2 separate regions of the Homo sapiens genome follow, and region 2 is linked to region 1. A link is a contact called in ENCODE Hi-C or POLR2A ChIA-PET data. All regions are on one chromosome and are shown on one strand. The core of a region is the stretch at or near the end of the contact, and the rest is flanking DNA. Distances in the headings are between cores, read along the strand shown.

Evidence for each region. Hi-C counts contacts between places; a loop is a spot of excess contacts on that map. ChIA-PET counts read pairs that join two places held with the same protein, here RNA polymerase II (POLR2A). Pooled maps may share reads with other maps.
Region 2: a pooled map shows a loop between it and region 1 (2.4-fold over the local background). The contact joins two enhancer-like sites. A Hi-C loop is called at or near these places in 3 of 50 pooled maps. POLR2A ChIA-PET finds 5 or more read pairs at or near these places in 9 of 52 experiments (A549, AG04449, B cell and 6 more).

What each region holds. Positions count from the first base shown.
Region 1 is chr1:203,553,578-203,561,316 of GRCh38, forward strand. No RefSeq gene overlaps it. Among named protein-coding and RNA genes, the nearest start is that of OPTC, 63 kb to the left of the region's middle. RefSeq lists enhancers at 2,572-3,496, 3,510-4,087. Within about 2 kb of position 2,999, at least 18 of the 41 ENCODE cell types and tissues checked have a DNase peak (open chromatin) inside an H3K27ac peak, as active enhancers do.
Region 2 is chr1:203,642,300-203,650,038 of GRCh38, forward strand. All of the region lies in intron 1 of ATP2B4 (ATPase plasma membrane Ca2+ transporting 4), which reads left to right. Among named protein-coding and RNA genes, the nearest start is that of ATP2B4, 19 kb to the left of the region's middle. Within about 2 kb of position 3,077, at least 8 of the 41 ENCODE cell types and tissues checked have a DNase peak (open chromatin) inside an H3K27ac peak, as active enhancers do.

The DNA of each region.
Region 1 (7,739 bases), core at 1,749-4,248:
TGTCGGAGAGTTCTGTTCACATTGAAGAATTGGTGCTCTCCTGTCCCTGCCCTGTGGTGCTCCAGACCATAGAAGGGAAAGCTGGTCAGCTGAAGGCTTGACTGATCACCAAGCAGTCCCCCAGGTGGTTGCTTTCCACAGTGATGTCATGACAACCAGGCCTACCCCAGTCAGGTGTAAAGGTGAAGAAAGAGAATTGCTGTTGCTAAGAATGTTCAAAACACTTCTGGAGCAATTCACCTTTTAAAAATAAATTAGAGCTGGGCACGGTGGCTCACACCTGTAATCCCAGGACTTCAGGAGGCTGAGGCAGGTGGATCACTTAAGCTCAGGGGTTTGAGACCAGCCTGGTCAACATGGTGAGACCCTGTCTCTACAAAAAGACAAAAATTAGCTGGGTGTGGTGGTGGCACACGGCTGCAGTCCCAGCTACTTGGGAGGCTGAGGCAGGAGGGTTGCTTGAGCCCAGGAGGCAGAGGTTGCAGTGAGTCGAGATCACACCATTGCATTCCAGCCCGGGCAGCAGAGTGAGACCCTGTCTCAAAATAAATAAATAAATTAGAAACAATTCAAGTCTACATCCTTAATAATGTCATTCTGATTTCCTTGCATTGCAATAGGCATTCCTGAGTGGGAAGGAAGGGTGAGGAGACAGCCAGTGCACAGACTGTTGCAAACAACTGGCCACCACAGCCAGCAGGAAGTGGCCGCCACTCCTACTCCACATGAATTATTGTATTGCTTTACTTCCCTGCAAAACTGGGGTGGGTGGGGTTGTGTCTTCATCTGAGTAGACTCATAGGTGTGGGTCTTTTGTGTGTGCATCATCCATCACCTGGTGTGTGACAGAGACAACGAGAGGCTTGAGGGCAGGTACCTGGACTTGGCCCCAACCACCTGACCTCGCCTGAATTGAGGATAGCGAAGATAAAGGAGACGAGCCTGGGTCTAGGATATTTAGAGTCAGGACGACCATCCTGCTTACTGACTCATTGGGTAGCAGTCTCTGTACTAGGGAGGCTGAGGCTGGAGAATCACTTGAGCCCAGGAGTTGGAGGCTGCAGTGAGCCGTGATCGCATCATTGCACTCCAGTCTGGGTGACAGGGAGAGACCCTGTATCAAAAAGAGAAATAAAATAAATAAATAAATAAACAAATAAGGCTGGGTGCTGTGGGTCAAGCCTGTAATCCCAGCACTTTGGGAGGCCGAGGAGGGTGGATCACCTGAGGTCAGGAGTTGGAGACCAGCCTGGCCAACATGGTGAAACCTCATTTCTACTAAAAAATACAAAAATTAGCCGGGCATGCTGGTGCCTGCCTGTAGTCCCAGCTACTCAGGAGGCTGAGGCAGGAGAATCACTTGAACTGGGAGGCGGAGGTTGCAGTGAGCTGAGATCACGCCATTGCACTCCAGCCTGGGTGACAGTGCGAGACTCCATCTCAAAAAATAAATAAATAAATAAAACAAAATAAATAAGATGACTGCTCCAGCTCCCGCCATCACATCCACAGTCCGGTCAGTGAGAAGGGTACAGGGAAGGTGGAGCATCTGCCTCGGCCTTTAGGGAACTACCCAGAAGTGGCATTCGTCCCTTCCACTCATATTGCATCGGCTAAAACTCCATCACAAGGCCACAGCTCGCCTCACAGGAAGCTGGGAAGTGTAGTTTTGAGCCAAGAAGCCAGATGCCTTGCTGAGCTTTGAGCTTCATTATAAAGGAAGAAGGAATGGGTGTGTGTCTAGGAGCTGTAACCATGCCCTGTTATGTTGTTGTTTCTGCGTTTCCCCTGCATGCAAAGCCAGGACTTACTTCCCAGAGTTCATGCCTGAAGACTCTCAGATCTCCAAAGGCAGCGCAGGAAGGTAGTGCAGGAATGTGGAAAGGCTTGCAGCGTTTGGACGGAGACAGGACCCTGCGCTGGAGTGGGCGAGGAGGTGGGAAACACCCTCCCGTCATGCTCTTCTCGCTCAGCTTTGGGAGGCTGAGCTTTGACACCTCCTTCCCTCCCTCTCACCCCAGCCTCTGCGGCCCCCAATTCAGCTGACTCCCATCCAGTCTTCTTCTTTCTTCTCCCACCTCAGGTGCACCTTCCTGGGCCACACCCCCAGCCCCCTCACACTGTGGGAAAATCCAGGTATCCAAAATGGCAAGCCAGATTTTCCTGCGGTGGCGTGGCAGCTGCCCCTTGGAAAAGAGGCAGCCCCCTTCAGCTACTGAGAGAAAGCTGTACTCCCCAGCAGCTGGTCCCAGCAGGCCCCTCACAGATGCAGGTCCTCCTCCTCACAGTGGCACAGCTCCTTCCATTCCCTCAGCCCCGGGAGCAGGAGAGACGGAGAGGAGGGGGCAGTGGGCTGGGCCCCAGGATCTTCCCTAAGACATCAAGCCTGACTGGAACACTCATTTCTCTTTGACCTTCTCTTCTGGCCTGGCCCAACCTACAGACCATGTCACCTCCACACATTTTCCTTTCATAGCTACCCCTCTCCCACCTCTCCAGTCTCTCACCACCCTCTCAGAAAGCTCTCCCTGGCCCTGGCAGGCATCTGCCTGCTCTAGCAAACCCCACCCCCGCAACTTTCTGGCTGGGGCCAGCCAGGGCCAGTAACCCCCTCCCTGAGCCACGCCTTCTTAATATAACCCTCTGAAAGAGGAAAGCTAGCTAACAACCCTGTTCTGCTTTGATGAGCTGACCCCGCTTTTTCCAGTCACAAGGGCAGGCTGAGGCCAAATTTTCCATCCATGGAGAAAGTCCAGGGTTGGGGGATGGGGGGTGGCCCCATAGGCCAATCCGCCTCCCACTTGCTTGGTTTGAATTAGTGGGTGCCTTAAAAAGGAGCAAATGCAGCCTGGTTCTCAGAGCTGGGCCAGGCGCAGCTCAGGGAGCCAGGCAGAAAGCCGAGAGGAGAACACATTTCATTTTAATGGGAAACAGATTTGAGAGGGGAAAAAATGAGAATGAGAGAGGAATGAAACCCCGGCACTCCCAGGAGAGCAGCTGGAGGTCTGCCTGGTGTGACCTCCCATGACGATCCTGCTCACCACCCTCCCGGCCCCACCTCCTGCATGCCACAGTGTTGCACGTCCATGTGCACAGCCCTCTCACTGCCCTGTCCCTCATCGGACCCCCACAGTAGCCCTGAGCGGTAGGCTGAGCAGAGTCACTAGCCCAGCGGATCAACCAGATCCTGTTGTTCAAGGGCAGCGGCACGAGAGAGGAGGGGCACCAGAGGCCTGAGAATTAGAAACTCAGTGACGGGATCAGGTCTGCAAGAGATTTGCATGTATTTGCCTAAGTTATGCAGCAGCACAGACTCTTTGTCTATATTTAGATGTAATGAAATAATCGTATTCTTTTAAAAACTGAGATGGGGCTATTTTAAGGCAGCCAAAGATTACCTGTTTATGTATGATGCATGTAAAACTGTATGGAGAATTACGTGAACACCTATAATCACTCAGGACCCTGGAGAAAATTCTCTTTTCCATTTCCTCCACTAGTGGATTTCTCACCTTGTAAAGTGGGGAAGTGGGATACCTCCCCATTTGACAAGGCAAGAAAATGCCCCCTATCTCCCCAACAATTAAACCCTAAGGCTATTGTGTTTGCCATTAAGAGAAGCATTGGCCCCAGTCTAGGGATAAGGGAAATCAGGCAGGGTGCAGGAATACAAGAGAATCATGAGTTTAGTCTGCAAGAAGTGTATTTTCTCCTTTCCCCTTTCTAGTCCCACATGGAGCTTTCATGATGCCTGCAGGTGAGGGCCTTGTGGGTGCCAGGCACTGTATGGGGTGCAAGGGTTTCAGACATGAGTCTGAACATGGCCTCAGAGTCCTCAAAACAGGTGCGTAAAGTGATCCTATCAGTATAAAATAGTAAGACAGAATTATGTACAGAGGAGGAGTGCTTGGCCTGGGGAGTGGGGGTGGGAATTCCATGAGTGTTTCCAGGAGAAAAAAAGAAGCAAATGGAGCACAGTCTTGGCAGATGAGTAAGAGTTGGCGGGGTGGTGACAGCACGGAGGCATGGAAAAGCAAAGCAGGAGACTGTCCTGGAAATTCAGGCAGAGGCCGGTGGGGCAGAGGAGGGCCTTGTGTGTCTGCCAAGGGTTGGCTCACCATCCTGCAGGCCAAGGCAGCTTTCGGGTGAAGAGTGCTTCGGTCACCTTTAACATGGGTGTTTTGGGCTGCACGGTGGGCTGGAAGGCTGGAGAGAGGTCAGAAAGGAAGCTGCTGCAAACATCCAGAAGGTGATGATGGTCTGAGCAATGGTACCATTGGGAGGGCAGAGGAGGAGAGAGCAGGATTGAGAAAAATTGGAAAGGGAATCAATAGGACCGAGTTAGTAGGTGACTCTAGAGGGCAACCGTAAGGAGGAGGAAAGAGGGGCATGAAGGAATCCAGCAGACTGACATTGTGTTCTCTGTTGGAGAGATCTGGAAGTCAGAGAGGATGAAGCTGTTCAGGAGACAGGAGAAGAGTAAAATCTTTTTTTTTTTAACCTTCCAATGGCCAGATAGAGCTGTTGGGCAACCCCTCAGCTGAGATGCTCCCCTGATTGGAGACTCCCTAGCTCCAGCTGCTTGCAAGCTCAGGCAACATCCTGCAGCCTCTGGAGGATTTAATTCAATTCAACAAATGCTTATTGAACAGTTACTCCACATAGGGAAAGGAGAATCTAATGATGATTGAGTACTTAAATTGTGTTCACAGAGTGTTAAGTGCATTTACATGTAATCTCATCTCTAGTCACCATCCCCTCATCCCTGAGAGGCCAAGTCATTACCCTCCAGGGGCCTGAGAGGTCGAGTCATTTGTCCAAGTTTGGGTGGTAAGTAAGCGGCAGTGCCAGGAGGCAAACCCACAAGTAGTGCCTTATCACTAAGTCACATTGTTACACAATGAAGCCAGGAGGTTGCAAGTGACGAATACACTATTTTAAGCAAATCAAGGAATGCATTGGCTTATTTAACTAAAAAGCACATGAGTCAGCTGGCTCCAGGCACAGCTAGATCCAGGAGCTCAAAAGATGCTGTCAGTTCTCTCTTGCACTTGCTCATAAATGAGTAAATCCATCTCACTCCCATTTATGTTCATCTTGGCTCATCCATAAGGCAGCATAGCACGCAGAGCATAGCATGACTGTTTTGGAGTCCCACAGCCTGGGTTCCAATCCGGACTCCACCACCTAACTAGCTGGATGATTTCAGATGAGCTGCTTAACTTCTCAGTGCCCCTGTTTCCTTGTCTCTAAAATTGATATAATAATATTACCTCTTAGGATTTTTGTGAGGAGTAAATTAGATCGTCCACACAGTGTGCTTGGAGCAGGGTCTGATACAAAATCCGCACCCCAACATATCAGCCATTGTTCTTTCCATCTCTGCCTCTTTTGAGGTGGGTCTCATTCTCTCCTATGTTAGATGCCTTCTTCCGTGTAGCCCAGAGAGATGGCCCCAAGCAACCCCACCTTACATCATCCTTTCAGCCTCTGGTCTCAGGAAAAGAGCTCTTTCTCTGTGTATGGAGGTAGCATGCCCATCCCTGCAGCCATCTCTGAGGCCAGGGGCTGCATCTTCTGTGCTGCTCTGTGGAGGTGGAGGTGGGGCACCATGACTCACAGCCCCCCGTGGGTCATATAGAAGTAGAAGAAGGAGGGTTCCTTAAAAGATGGGATGCTGTGAAGACAAAATAACATATGTCCACTGTTCTGTGCTAGTTGCCGTTATGACAGAGTGTGACAAAAAGTGAGTACGGCAGAGTCTCCTCTCCATGAAAACTTATATCAAAGTAGGAAAGACGAGACAAGGACACATTTATCCAGAAGGCAGACTGTGACAAACTCCATGAGAGAAGGACTGTTAAGATCCCCTGCAATTTTCAGGAAAGAAAAAAATCACACATGGTTGGGTGAATCAGTAATGAGTTTGATGAAGGAGTTTGGCTCCTGGGGATGGTGTCCATTCAGCAAGTACAATAGCGTAGGGGAAGAGGACCTTCTAGTTTGATAGCATAGGGTAGAAAAAGGAATCCTGAGCAATGAGGCTGGAAGGCAGAGCTGGCAGCAGCACATGCACAGAAAGCAGGCGGAGGTCAAGGACTGTTAACTCAGGGGACTAGAAAAGAAACAGCCATACACAGATATTGAATTATCAAGACTGAAGGCAGGGGATGCATGATGTGGAAGAGGCTGTGAGTCAGATGCTGAGGTCATTTAGAAAGTTCTGGGCCGGGCTTGGTGGCTCATGCCTGTAATCCCAGCATTTTGGGAGGCCGAGGTGGGTGGATTGCCTGAGGTCAGGAGTTCGAGACTAGCCTGGCCAACACGATGGCCCATCTCTACTAAAAATACAAAAATTAGCCAGGTGTGGTGGCAGGCACCTGTAGTCCCAGCTACTTGGGAGGCTGAGGCATGAGAATCGCTTGAACCTAGGAGGTGGAGGTTGCAGTGAGCCCAGACCGCACCACTCCACTTTAGCCTGGGCAACAAAAGTGAAATTCTGTCTCAAAAAAAAAAAAAAAAAAAAGAAAGTTCTGGATTTATGAGCATCATCATTCAGGATGAGGAGAAGCCAGGAAAAGCAGATGGCCAGATGGCCAGATGGCAAAGATTTTAAAGAAAAATCTTAATTCTTAATCCCCAGTGCCCTCCAGAGACTTCTTTAATTTTTTTTTCTTTCCCTTTTTTTTTTTTTTCTTTTTTCTTTTTTGAGGCTGGGTCTTGCTCTGCTTCCCAGGCTAGAATGCAGTGGTGTGATCTCAGCTCACTGCAGCCTTGACCTCCTGGGCTCAAGCAATCCTCCTGCCTTAGCCTCCTGAGTAGCTAGGACTACATGTGCATGCCACCACACCCAGCTATTTTTTTTTTTTTTAATTTTTTGTAGAGATGATGTTTTCCTATATTGCCCAGGCTAGTCTCAAACTCCTGGGCTCAAACAATCCTCCTGCCTTGGCCTCCAAAAGTGCTAGGATTACAAGCATGAGCCACCATGCCTGGCCTCCTCCAGAGACTCACGTGAATTCCAATTAATCTAATTCAAGAGAAGTTAGCTTTCTAGAAGTAATTTTATATCTGTGATAGGTGTGCAATCATTCATTCATTTATACACTCATTTAACATTTGTTCAGCATTGTGCTGGGCTCTGAGAACACAAATAAACAAGGCTTGGGCCCTGCCCTCAAGGATCTCTCTGTCCGGTGAAGCTAGCACTCTGTTTATACCTGCTGGCCACACACCCTATACTGGTGATCTGTTATGTGCTCAGCTCCCCACCAGACTGGGCATTCCATTTTATAAATGTTCATTGACTGATTAATTCTATCTCTAGCCCCAGTCTCCACTTGGATTGAGAGACTAAATACAACAATTTCATTTCCATTGTGTCTGTTTTGTCCATAGTCCAGAAGTCATGGAGAGCAACAGGGAGAAAGCTGAGGCTTCTTCATGGGAATAGCTGCCCTTGGAAAGTGCTGGTTCTGTCGGAAGGAAAGTTATGCAGGGAAGGGAAGGGAAAGCATTATCTAAGGCAAAGCCAATGACAGAGGAGAGTCCAACGGGCCTGTGTAGGGGCAGGGAAAATGTGTGGGCACTGGTAGGGGATAATTGTGCTGGGGACTGAGAGCTCAAAGACAGAGACCAGACAAGGGGTTTGTGCTTAAAGCAGTGAGAGGAAGACAGAGGCTGCAGGTGAGCAGCTGGCAATAGGGAAGCAGGGGAGAGAAAGGACTGAGAGGGAGAAT
Region 2 (7,739 bases), core at 1,827-4,326, 89 kb after region 1:
TCTCAAACTTCTGGGCTCAAGCAATCCACCTGCCTCTGCCTCCCAAAGTGCTGGGATTACAGGCGTGAAACACTGCACCTGGCCTCACAGTCTGCTTTGATGGGGGACATTAGGAGCAATATAGAAAAGTCTGAAAGAAAGTATGACCCTGGATTTATCTGTGTTTTCTGTTTGTATTTCTGACCTAAGCCATTTAGCCCTGTAAGAGGAGCAGATGAAAAGAGATTTCCTTAACACTGGAAAATCCATTTACTGGGACTAGGAAACAGGATGCTGAAGTCTTATATTGATATAGCAAAGAATGCTAATTTCCACTGGGTTTTCAGCCCCGGGGGTCAGAGCTTACCAAATCCTGAATCCATTCCTGTGCCTTTCTGTATAAAAATGCCCTGTGTCCTAAATCACCTAGTTGGCCTTCCAATCCCAGCAGGTGGTGTTATATAAAAGTGCAGATTTGAGGGAGTCTGATGGAACTGGATTCAAGTCTGGCTGGCCAGCTGTGTGACCGTGGACAAATTATTTAGGCTCTCAGACTCAATTTCCTCTGGAAAATATGAACACACACAAATGAAGAGTGATACATGTTCTGAGTGCCTGGCTCACTACTATGAGCCAGGGTAGTCATCGAATTTTAATTTTTCCTATCTTGTCCCTCCATTTCTCCCTTCCTTTTCCATGGAGCCTGGCACCAGCCTGCCCACCTGCTCCCTGCTAACCTTTGGGCTCAGTACATTTATAAAAGGGTCATAGCCCACTGTCTCCCCGTAGCGAAAGGCCCAGAGGCCCCAGCCTCCTGCAACTCTCCATCAAAGGGCATGCAGGGGCTCCATCATTTCCATGAGACAGGTTACCCTCTTGGTGCCAGCTCTAGGGCTTTGCTTGATATTTGAGCAAGAAGAGTCCTGGTGAAATAAGGCAGAGTGGAGGGTAGAGAGCTGCAACCACCTCACCTTGTTTACTCGTGCCCTGCATTCCTCCCCTGGGAGTAGCGGCTGTAGAAGTCAATGCTGGGAAATCTCTTGTTGATGGAGGGAGTCAGACTGGGTGACAACACTACTTGTTTTTGTAGAAGCTGTAGCCCAAGGGTGCTATCACTATTTGGTCACCCAGATCAACTGTCAGCTGCACTGGAATTGAGCTGCCCCTGGATAAACAAGCAAGAGAGTCTCAGGCTGGAATCTCCCCTGCTTTTCCCAGCACACACCCACGCAGAGACTTTAGCTGGCAAGAAGTGGCAGCTTAGCCAAGATAATGCGTGAACCAGAACTTGCCTTTCCTGGCTGGAAGGGGCTTGGCATTAAGTGCAGTTCTTGCTCCTGCTTCCTATAGATCACTTAAGTGCTCCAGGCTCTCTTGGAACAGGGGGAATTCTCTGGTCCCCTCCCAGTTTCTCAGGGATGGCATCCAATGATGGGAGATGGTTTCAGATGCAGTGACTTGCAGACAAGGGTGTGAATATTAGCTGAGAGTTCATGTGAACAGGCTTATGGCAGCATGGTTTCTGAGATGCAGCGACTTGTTGGTTTTGGCTGCAGCGTTTTCACTGAGCCCACTCATCAGCCTGCAAGCTACTTGAAAGGAGAGTGATGCTTTAGTCATTCCTATATACTCGGTGTTTAGCACAGTCTTTGGCTCATAGAATGAGGATCAGTAAAGAACGGATAGATGGGCCGGGTGTGGTGGCTCATGTTTGTAATCTCAGCACTTTGGGAGGCCGAGGAGGGTGGATCACCTAACATTAGGGGTTCGAGGCCAGCTTGGCCAACATGATGAAAACCCATCTCTACTAAAAGTACAAAAATCAGCCAGATGTTGTGGCAAGTGCCTATAGTCTCAGCTACTCAGGAGACTGAGGCAGGAGAATTGCTTGAACCCTGGAGGCAGAGGTGGCAGTAAGCCGAGATCATGCCATGGCACTCCAGCCTGGGCAGCAGAGCAAGACTCCATCTTAAAAAAAAAAAAAAAAAAAAAAGAATGCTTGGATGGATGGATGGATATAAACAAATAGAAAATTTTCTCTAAACAAACAGACCACAGTGAACTTTACCTTCTTCCTTCCCAGGGCCACCCTCCCTGCTCAAAACCTCATCATCTCATGCCTGAATAATTGCAAAGCCTTCCTAATGACAGGCAGGGTGGTCTAGAGAAGTGAGTTCCAGACTGGAAGTTGGGAAACCTGGAACTTGAGCCACTTAAGTTGTTCTGTCACTTTTGGGAAATCACTGAACCTTTCTGGGCTTCAATTTGTTCAGATGTAAAATGAAGAGTTAGGGCTAAATGTACTTCTAGGATGTTTCAACTCTAACATTCTCTGCTTCCTCCTACCCAAACAATGCTGCAGATTAATTATAGTTGGGTACCAACATTTAAAAGTAAGATCTCACTGCTGTCTTGCTCAGCTGGGCTTCAGTGACAGAGACTGGTGACATCTTCCTAGGAAGTTGGTGACCGGAGTTGAAACAATGGCCAGTTCCCCAGGAGACTTGGCTTAGGAATTGGTCTCCTAGAATTATTGAGCCCTTATCTAAGGAAGCTCCACCTTTCACTCTCCCTCTTCAAACTCATGCTGGGAGCTTGTGCGGCTCCCTGCAGCCCCGCTCTGTATGACTCTATGTGGCCACTATGCCAAGGTGGAGAGGAGGTCTGGACTGCATTTGGAATCCTGGTAATGGTGGTGATTCTCTTTTTACTTCTTTGTGGTGTCCAACATCCTCTAGTGTCACTGGCACAAAACAGGTCAGGCTATTGGAAGGCCACACTGCTTAACAACAATGTCAGGAGATCCAGGCTCTCAGCTATATTCAGATTAGTGAAGTGTACATTCTCCTAACTTGCTCAGCTTATCTCCTGCACCTAGTGCTATAAACAGTTGTGTTTCAGAGCTCCCCAGGCTGGCCAAATCCATAGTTCCAATCCCCAAAGTCCCTTGTCTAAATGGGGTCTAACTTCCGCCCCAGTTTAACCCAGGGCTGTTTCTGACTCAGCCCCTGTCATCCTGCCTGGGCCCTAGGCAACACTGCCTCTCTAATGCCCTAGCCAGACAGAGCATTCCTGTTTACCCAACTCACAGACTCTCCCTACTTTCTGAGTTATATGCTTTTCTTCTGCTAGTTGCTTTATAGCTTGGTCCATTATTCTGTGATCTAATCTACCTAGTTTTGTGAGGGGTTTTTTTATTTTGTTTTGTTTTTCATTTAAAAAGCATCTATATTTTCTTTCATCAGCTTTGCATTTATCACAGTCATCACTCCTCATTCAACACCCTTCCCAGCTTATACTCCCTTTTCTTTCTTTTTTTTTTTTTTTTCTGGAGATGGAATCTTACTCTGTCACCCAGGCTGGAATGCAGTGGCATAATCTCGGCTCACTGCAACTCCGCCTCCTGGGTTCAAGCGATTCTCCTGCCTCAGCCTCCCAAGTAGCTGGAATTACAAGTGCCTGCCACTGTGCCCGGCTAATTTTTGTATTTTTAGTAGAGACAGGGTTCCACCATCTTGGTCAGGATGGTCTTGAACTCCTGACCTCGTGATCCATCTGCCTCAGCCTCCCAAATTGCTGGGATTACAGGCGTGAGCCACCGTGCCCGGCCGTATATTGCCTTTTCATAGGAACGTTGACATAGTTAAACCCTACCTTATCGTATGATCATTCTTGTTTCAGCCACTTTTAGAGACACCACGTTTCGAGGAGGGCTTTTGTTGTTTTCTCGGTGTACTTTAATCCAAATGGCAAATTTTTAGCCAGGTGGTTATTTTTTAAGAATATTTACTTTTTTTCCAGAGTATAAAAGTAATATGTAAAAAGGATCTCACATATACTGAGCACTTACTATATTTCAGGCACCAAGACACATGCTAAAACTGCATGACCTCATTCCCTCCTCATGACAATCCTAATAAGGAAGGAGTCATTCCTATCTTCCCTTTCAAAAAAAGAAAGTAAGGCTCAAGAGATAAAATACTTTTATCCAAGTTCCCACAGCTACCAAGTGGTGGTTGTGGAATTCAAACCATGGCTCTCAAACTTCAGAGTCCAAGGGTGCAGTGGCACGTGTCTGTAGTCCAGCACTTTGAGAGGTTGAGGCAGAAGAATTGCTTGAGTCCAGGAGTTTGAATCCATCTTGGGCGATATAATGAGAACCCATCTCTAAAAAATAAAAAATATAAAAATAAAAAAACAGTCGACCAGGCACAGTGGCTCACGCCTGTAATCCCAGCACCTTGGGAGGCCAAGGTGGGTGGATCACCTGAGGTCAGTGTTCAAGACCAGCCTGGTTAACATGATGAAACTCCATCTCTGCTAAAAACACAAAAATTAGCCAGGCGTGGTGGCACATACCTGTAATCCCAGCTACTTGGGAGGCTGAGGCAGGAGAATCACTTGAACCTGGGAGGCGGAGGTTACAGTGAGCCGAGATTGTGCCACTGCACTTCAGCCTGGTGACAGAGCGAGACTCCATCTCAAAAAAAATAAATAAAAATAAAAAAAGATTCTGAGCTATGTACTGCCTCTACACAGGATCATCCTAGAAAGTGTGGAATATTCAGAAAAGCATGAAGAGAAAACTAAAACGTTCACAAGTCCAGACATAACTGCTAACATTTTGGTGTAGTCTCTTTTAGTCTTTTATATACGTGGGTGAGTATATACATTTTTTAAACAAAATTGGGAACACGTTGCATAATAAGATTTTGATTTAATTTTTTTTTCCTACCCAATACTAGATCATGAGCATTTTCCCACATCATAAAGAATTGGTCACAAGTCAGCCCCAAACATAGTCCAGTGGAATCCAATGATAGCAGGCAACCAGAGGCAAAGTATCTGTGGTTTTAGAAGGGAAATAAAGAAGCTGATGGGCTGGGCACAATGGCCCATACCTGTAATCCCAGCACTTTGGGAGGCTGAGGCTTGAGGCCAGGGTTTTAAGACCAGTCTGGGCAACTTAGTGAGACTCCGTCACTTAAAAAAATAAAAAATAAAAAAATTAGCCAGGTGTGGTGATGCACACCTGTAGTCCCAGCTACTCAGGAGACTGAGGCGGGAGGATCCCTTGAGTCCAGGGCTTTGAGGCTGTAGTGAGCTCTGATTGCACCACTGCGCTCCAGCCTCGGCAATAGAGCAAGAACTTCTCTCTAAAAAAAACAGAAAATAACAACAACAACAAAAAAAACAAACGGCTGGACACAGTGGCTCATGTCTATAATCCCAACACTTTGGGAGGCAAAGCGGGAGAATTGCTTGATCCCAAGAGTTCGAGACCAGCCTGGGCACCATAGTCAGACCCCATCTCTACAAAAAGTATGAAAATTAGCTGAGCGTGGTAGTGCATGTCTGTGGTCTCAGTTACTCGGGAGGCTGAGGTGGGAGGCTTGCTTGAGTCCAGGAGGTTGAGGCTGCAGAGAACCAAGATCGTGCCACTGTACTCCACCCTAGGCAACAGAGGGAGACTCTGTCTTAAAAAATTTAAATATATGAAGAAATGATTAGGAAAAAAAAAAGTGCTGATGGCCATAGCCTTTGCTTTGGAAGCTGACCACCTGGAGCCAGCCTAGGTGGTGCACAGGGTCTGATCCTGGGATGAGAAATCAGAGAGGGGAGAAGGCTTGGAACTCTTGGGTCACCTTTGGGAGGTACTTTCCTCTATGTGTCTGGATCTCACATGAAGGTGTGAGAAGATGGGCAGGCCAACTTGTGTTTGAAGTGGGAGTCAAAATGTAAAGTGGCTTTTACACAGGCTCAGCTAAAGGCCAGGCTTCTAGAATAAGATGTGGAACACCCTAAATAAAGCCCCCTGTAAATCTGTGAGTGAGATTACTCATTCATGGTGGAGAGGCTGGCTCCTGCTGGTGATTTGGGTTCTCATGCTGGCCTGTGATTGGAGAGAACCATAAAGATTTCCTGCCTTCATTCTCTTAAATGTATATGTGTGAAAGAGAAGCTAAGTATATTTTATCTGCAGCTATATTTTTAAAGAAAAGAAGTGTTTTTTTTAAAAAAAAAATCCAAGAATAGCACAAGAAGGGGCAGAGAGAAAGGAAGATCTGGAGGCTGTCACCAGCCAAAAGATAATTAGCAACCATGGGGCTGGGGACAAAGACAATGTCTAGTGTCTATGATGGGACACTAGATGGGAAAGTCCCTGTGCTTGTGGTGGGCCACTTGACACCCCTTGGCAGTTAGGTGGCTTTGGAATGACAGCCCGAGGTGCCAGCCTCTTGGAGGTTGTACCAACTGACTGCTACAAATTCAAGAGTGATAAAGAGTACTGGTGGCCTCCATGACAGATACAGGCTTGTCCAAGGCACCTGTTCGGTGCAGGATCCAGGGCCAGGACATGGAGTCTTGGGTTCACCCATGAGCTGGTACCACCTTTTGCCATGACTCTGGGGAAGGCTTGGGCTACTCTGTGCTCGTAGTTTGTCCCCTGGCCCATACCAAGGTTTCACCCCTCCACCTTCCTCCTTTCTGGGCATCTTGAGGACAGAAATGAGAAAAATGGAGAGAGATGCTTTGGGTTTCCATTATGAATATAGAGAGTTTTTCATCATTACATTGGTTATCTCAGAACCTCAGGGGTAACCAATGTAATGCAATGCATGGGAAGGAAATGGGGTATTATTGTTGAACATGCCACTTAACTGCTGCAGCCTTTTCACTCTCCTTAAAATATCAGATAATATCCTCTTGAATACCTTACAGGGTAAGGTAAGTGACAAGAATCACTTGAAATACTGGATATGAAAGTGCTTTGTATATCATGGAGTGCCTACAAATATACAGATTCGTATTTATGGAGATTTTTGCATGGGAAAGTCCCTCCTTACTCCCCTGAGGTTGGGGAGACCATTCATTTCTCCAGCTCCTATAAAATTTGAGTCCTCTTTCTTGAGTAGGGTGGCTTCTCTCCACGCTGTAGAATGGGAGAGTGAATTCCAGTTAAGTGCGAATGATGTGTTCAAAGTGGGTGAAAAATCTTGGAATCTTGGGGCATTAAAAAGAATTCCTTAATTTATTTCCATTCTTGACCAAGCTAGTAGGTAACAGTGTGACCTTGAGCAAGTCACTTAACCTCTGAGCCTCACTTTTCTCATTCGTCATTAGTTTGTATCCACAAATGATAGTTATGATAATCTAAGGAGAGAGTATGGAATCTAAATGGAAGTGCTTTGAAAAGTTAAAAGTGCTTCACTTTAGGGTGGGCGTAGTGGTTCACGCCTATAATCCCAGTTCTTTGGGAGGCTGAGAATAGCTTGAGCCCAGGAGTTCGAGACCAGTCTGAGTAACATGGGGAAACCCCATCTCTACCAAAACCAAAACAAACAAAACAAAACAAAACAAAAAAATAGCCAGGCCTGGTGATGCATACCTGTAGTCCCAGCTACTCAAGAGGCTGAGGTGGGAGGATCACTGAGCCCAGGAAGGTTGAGGCTGCAGTGAGCCTTAATCATGCCACTGTACTCCAGCCTGGGCAACAGAGACCCTGTCTAAAAAACAAGCAAAAAACCAAGTGCTGTACTTTACAGACCAGAAAAATTGAGGTCACGGAAACTCCACAGCCCCCACTCGTACCCGGCCAGGCATGTCACACTCGCCACTCTGGGGCCCAGGGTCCCCATACGCTAAGTAGGGTGTGCTCCAGGTTACCTCCCCTTCTTCCAGAGCTGCTGAGGACTAATGAGAACACTCACTTGTAGACGCTGTAATAGCCTGTTTTGAAGCATCTCAGATTTACCCCA